Regions from separate parts of the Homo sapiens genome. Here region 2 is linked to region 1. The links are chromatin loops, found by intact Hi-C in ENCODE. Cell type or tissue: Panc1. All regions are shown on one strand. Links, peaks and the distances in the headings refer to the core of each region. The heading gives the core; the rest is flanking DNA. Region 1 overlaps STEAP2-AS1 (STEAP2 antisense RNA 1). Region 2 has its middle 220 kb from the start of ZNF804B.

Region 1 (2,912 bases), core at 156-2,655:
CAAGTCTGTAAATTCTTTAACATTCTTCCCATCAAGAAGAGAGACCTATCTCCTGCCCTGGAACATGGGCAGCACTTTTGACTGTCTCCGTGCATATAATATGGTGGAAGTGACACTGCTTGACTTGTGAAGCTGGATCACAATGGGTTATTGACTTCCACCAGCCTGTCTCCGGGTACAGGTGACTTCATGTAAGAAGTCCAGCTACCCTGACAGAGAGTCCACATGGAGGGAGCACATTGTAATAGACAGAGGTGCCTGAGGAGCCCCGACTGTTCCAGCCGCCAGCTATTTAGGTCTTCCCAAGTCAGGCACCAGAGAATATGAATGGAAAGGCCTTCAAGAGAACTCTAGCCCCAGCCATTGTCTGATTGTCACTGCATGAGGACCAAAAACTGCCTAGCTGAGCCCCATCAACCCCTAAAGAAGTGAAAGATAGTAATGACAAATGCTTGCTGTTGTTTTATAGCACCAAGTTCTGAGTGGTTTGTTGTGCTGCAGGCTCCAAGAGAAGTAACTTTCTGAGAGCACTCAGGAATTTCTTAGTGGAAATGGGGCTAGAATCAATTAACTGCATTTAATGCAGTATTAACCAGACAACTGTGTTGGGTCCTGGGGACCAGAGAAGAATTAACACACAGCCCAAGCCTTCCCCTGGTCTGAGCTTCCTCTTCCCACCTTCATATTCATGGCAGCTTCTTCTTGCTGGGAGTGGGATGGAGGAGCCCTAGGGCTGCTGGCTTCTGGAAGGAACTGGATCCAGGGCACCCTGGCTATTCCCTTGCTCCATGCTGTGTGCAGGTGGCTCTGGCACCAAGAGGTGGCACCAAACCTGCTGCCAGCCTTGGCTTTCTCACCAGTGGGGCTCCGATGAGTTGACAGACTGTGTTTGGAATTGAGCATGGCGGTATTACAAAGGCAAATGGGTACCACACAACCTGCCTGCAGTGTTGCTTTGTTCTGATGAATTACACCGAGTCCCTGGATTCACATTTGGCTGGATTGTCAGGAAAAATATGTGTTCTGGGTTCCAGCTGATCTTTTCATCTAGCTTCTGTCCTCAGGTAAACATTCCCTGTTAAAATTCTAAATGTTCATCTGCTTCCTCTAAAGAGATTGGTAAAAAGGCATAGAACACCTAAGAATCAGTGTTACTTGTAATGAGCCCAGGGCTGCTGCAGGGGGCACCATATACATAGAATACCAGGTGAGTGGGGCCCCCAGGGCTGAAGTATTATGCTCTAGGCCAGAAAAAGGATATTTTTTTTTATTTCTGGGATACAGATAATGTATTTTCACATAACATCCACATGTTTCATGAATTAAACCAACAAATATTTACCAAGTATCCTTTAAATCCTTTAGTATTTAAAGTATCATTTTTTACAAAAAAAAAAAAAAAAATTGAGGGCCAACTTATTTTTGCCTGTCATGAAATCAAAGGCCAATTAAATAATCACTTCCAAATTTATATTTCTGTTTTATAGGTTTTCTTTATTCAAGGCATTCTTGTACAGTAAAGGGCAGGAAAAGGAGAGGGAGAGGGAAAGGGAGAAGAGGAAGAAGGAGGAAGGTGTGTGTGTTGGGAGTAGGGAGAAGCTTTGCAAATGGTAAACCTGGGTTATTATTTGACTTTTGGTTAAAAAAAAAGTTGCATCAAATTAAGCAGTAAGCAATCATGAAGCAGGCAGTGACATGCATAGAGCAGATTTTCCTAAATCATCTTCCCCAGAACACCAATTCGCTAAGATGTTAATAAGCATTTTCCAAATAAAGATTTTCATTTTTCAGATAAATTCAGGACCGGCTGCATCTCCACTCCTGGTGAGTGACAATTCGTTTTAGCATGTTAAAGGCTCTGGAAAATGCTAGGGTAAAAGCAAAATGAAACACAAAACAAGAAGCTTGATTGACTTCCTTTAGCCTGGCACCCCCCAAATGCTGAACTTCTGTTATTGAAGTCGCTGAGGAACAGAGCCCGTGGCACATGTGGAAAATCCTCTGCTGGATGAGGTGACTGTGGGATGGTCTCTGCTAGCTCCCTGCTAGGTCAGAGTGGAGCACTGGAGAAACACCAAACTCCTACCCAGGAGGGAAAAGGTCTGTTTCTCTGGCATCCTGCCTTTTGGTAGGGAGAAAAACTTCCAGTTTGAGTCTGAGGTGAAAATCGCTTTCCCCTTGCATCAAAGTCATGGAAACCCTGATGTGCTGTTATACCCTTCAACATTCCCATCCCTGCAGTGCCTCAGGCTTTTGCAGTTTGCCCTCCTCATGCCCTTTCCTGGATCATGGCCTTCTTTCAGCTGCCATTCCATTTTCACAGTCATTTCCATGCCCCATTTGGCTAACTCACCACTCCCTCAAAAGGAGATGCCCAGGTCAAAAAGCAGAGCTTTGCCCCATGTCCTTCCTGGAGCCTGGAGACTCCTCCTGAGTCCAGAGGGAGCAGTGAGCATGCCAGAGAAGGGCCCCTGCTAGGGACTGCTTCTGCTGTGAACATTTGGGTCCTGTTCCTGTGCTTTCCCACACCTCTCCCAGATGCTGCCGCAACCTTTACATGAATGCTCAGCCTCAGTTTCCTCCCGTCTCAAATGTCCTTATTTCAGGGTTGGGATAAAGAGTAAAAAAAAATATGTTTAGAGTTTTAAGCCTAGTGCCTGCTTGCAATAGGTGCTCAACAAGTAGATGCTATTACTGATCATCACTATTCTTGCCTTATCTTCCCAAAGTGCCTCCATACTGAGGATACAAATGAGGTCAGGTTAACAGGACCAATTTAAATCTCACTGACTGCTTGGCCTCATTTGCACCTGCAGACCTTCACACCTCCTCCACCTGTAAGCTCCAGGCCAGTATTTCTGGGACTCTCCAGAGGGTGTCTCATGGGTATGTAAGAACGAGCCCGCTCTCTG
Region 2 (2,912 bases), core at 101-2,600, 1.6 Mb after region 1:
CTTCTTTATACCATTACATCTTTACTCTCAATACCTGTCTGCCTTCAAAGATGCCTCTGACCAAACCATCCAGTTAACATGGATGGTGCTGCCTTGGGGATTTTGAGATATCCTTCATTTGTTTGGACAGGCATTATCAAAAGACCTCACTGAGTTTTCACATCTTCAGGTCAAGATTTTGCAATATGTGGGTGATATATTGCTCTGTACCCCAACTGAGGAAGCTTCTCAGGAAGGCACTGAAGCTCTTTTTAATTTATTAGCTGACAGAGGATATAAGGTTTCAAAATCCAAGGCCCAGCTTTGCAAAACCTCAGTGAAGTTTCTGGGTTTAGTGCTGTCTGAAGGGACCAAAGCATTAGGGGAAGAAAGGATTAAGCACATTTCCTCCTTCCCCCTCCCCAAACCCTCCAGCAACTAAGAGGATTTTGGGGCATTACAGAATTTTGCAGGCTGAGTACAGTGAGATAGCTCATTTTCTGTGTCACCTCATAAGAGAAACTCCATCAGCTTACAACTCATCTCCTAACCTGGGAACCTGAAGCTCAAAAGGCCTTTAACCAGCTAAAGCAGGCCCTACTTAAGGCACCAGCTCTTAGCCTTCCCATAGGAAAGGCCTTCAATCTCTAAGTATCAGAAAGGAAGGGGATGGCCCTGAGAGTCTTAACGCAGACCTGAGGACAAACAACAGCCAGTGGGTTATTTGAGTAAGGAACTTGATTTGGTGGCTAAAGGATGGCCAGCATGCCTCTGAGCCATTGCCCCGGTGGCCCTACTGGTCCCAGAAGCCTCCAAATTAAACTTGGGAAATGACTTGACTGTTTATACCCCACATAATATGGCGGGTTTCCTGTCCTCTAAGGGAAGCCTTTGGTGAACAGACAGCAGTTTCCTTAAATATCAAGCTTTATTGTTAGAGGGTTCCACCATCCAGTTAAAAACTTTCTCTGACTTAAACCCAGACACTTTCCTCCCTGAGGGAGCTGGGAAACCTAAATGTGACTGTGAACAAGTCGTGGTACAGATCTATGCAGCCAGGGAAGATCTCAGGGAAACTCCCCTAGAAAAATCCAGATTGGACCCTCTTCATGGATGGAAGCTCCTTTGTAGAGCAAAGAATCCATAAGGCAGGATATGCAGTAGTCACTCTGAATGATGTTATTGTCTCTCTCTCCAGGCACAAGTGCTCAACTAACTGAACTGACAGCTCTTACACTTGAGTTAAGCAAGGGAAAGGTAGCTAACATTTACACTGACTCAAGTATGCTTTCCTAGTTCTCCATGCTCATGCTACCATTTGGAAGGAAAGGTACTTTCTTACCACCAATGGGTCTTCTATTAAATACCATCAGGAAATTAACAAGTAATTATCCTCAGTTTTCCCTCCACAAGAGGTAGCAGTGATGCATTGTAAGGGACATCAGAAGGGAGTAAATGAAATAGCCTAAGGAAACAAGCTAGCTGATCAGGCAGCCAAGTCAGCAGCAAGGAAGTCTTATGACATCAACACACTTCAAGCCCCTCTACTCTGGGAAGGCTCCATAAGAGAAATCTAGCCTCAGTATTCCCCTGCAGAAATAGAACGGGCCACTTCTCAAGGGTATACCTTCCAGCCCTCAGAATGGCTGTAGTCAGAGGATGGCAAGGTCCACTTGCCAGCCTCCAGCCAGTGGAAAGTCTTTAAATTCCATCACCAAGCTTTTCACTTGGGAAAGGATAAAACTTATCAATGTGCCCAAAGATTGTTTTCAGGAGAGAACTTACTAAGAACAGTAAAACAGGTTGTTAATGCTTGCGAAGTCTTTCTTAATAGTAATCCCATGAACAGACAGTCCCTTCCTCCTCAAATCCAAAGGATGGGATGCTCTCTAGGGGAGGACTGGTAGATAGACTTCACCGACATGCCAAAGATGAAGGACATCCAATACCTCCTGGTATGGGTATCTACATTCACTAACTGGGTAGAAGCATTTCCATAGCATACAGAAAAGGCCTCTGAGGTAGTAAAGATGTTAGTTAATGAAATTATTCCCTGTGTTGGTCTACTTAAGTGCCTCCAAAGTGAAATGGCCCCTCATTTGAAGCAGCCATCACACAGGTAGCCTCAAAGGCACTAGGTATACAGTATCATCTCCATTGAGTTTGGAGACCCCAGTCCTCAGGAAAACTACAGAAGACAAACGATGTCATCAAAAGACACCTCAGGAAACTGTCCCAAGAAACTCATCTTCCTTGGGTTACTCTTCTTCCTATGGCTTTACTGCAGGTAAGAAACGCCCCTTCAAAGTTAGATCTAAGCCCTTTTGAGATGCTGTATGGATGGCCTTTTCTCACCAATGATTTCTTATTAGACCAAGAGACCTCTGAATTGGGCAAGCATGTAAACTCTCTGGCTCGTTTTCAACAGGAATTAACTCAAGTAGCAGAAGCCCAACCCCAAGAAGTAGGACCACCTTTATTTAACCCAGGATATTTGGTATTGGTAAAGTCTCTACCTTCTCTCTCTCCTTCTCTAAGCCCAAGCAGGGAGGGCCTTACACCATTCTCCTTTCAATGCCCTCAGCAGTAAAAGTTACAGGTATTGATTCCTGGATACATCATGCTCAAGTTAAAGCCTGGAAAACTGAGAGAGCAATCCCCGGCAGCCCAGCGGAATGTCTTGGATACCAATGTGAGGAAATAAGAGACCTGAAGCTGAAAATCAAAAGAGATAAGAAAATGAGCAAGGGCTACTCATCCTACTCAGTTCCAGTCATCCATTCAGTCATCCAGTCATCCAGTCTTTGTACAACTGGTTAGTTCCACTATTAAGCCTCCTCTTGCTCATGTGTTTTATATTAATGTTTGGACCTTGTCTACTCAATACTATAATTTGAATTGTTTCCTCTCACCTAGAAGCAATCAAACTCCAA

Evidence for each region. A loop is a pair of places that touch in the nucleus more often than their neighbours do. Peaks named below come from ENCODE experiments on the same cell type or tissue, not always from the same donor. Only the 100,000 strongest peaks of a DNase experiment are listed, where the experiment ranks them.
Region 2: it touches region 1 in a loop (11-fold over the local background); 2 of 110 quality-filtered maps call a loop at or near these places.

Annotation. Positions count from the first base shown.
Region 1 is chr7:90,147,897-90,150,808 of GRCh38, reverse strand. The region is part of intron 2 of STEAP2-AS1 (STEAP2 antisense RNA 1); the gene reads left to right. Among named protein-coding and RNA genes, the nearest start is that of STEAP1, 5.1 kb to the left of the region's middle. In Panc1, for the core only: CTCF peaks have their summits at 958 and 1,159 (motif pointing right); no DNase peak of the experiment used is centred there.
Region 2 is chr7:88,541,102-88,544,013 of GRCh38, reverse strand. No RefSeq gene overlaps it. Among named protein-coding and RNA genes, the nearest start is that of ZNF804B, 220 kb to the left of the region's middle. RefSeq lists an enhancer at 2,638-2,912. In Panc1, for the core only: no CTCF peak of the experiment used is centred there; no DNase peak of the experiment used is centred there.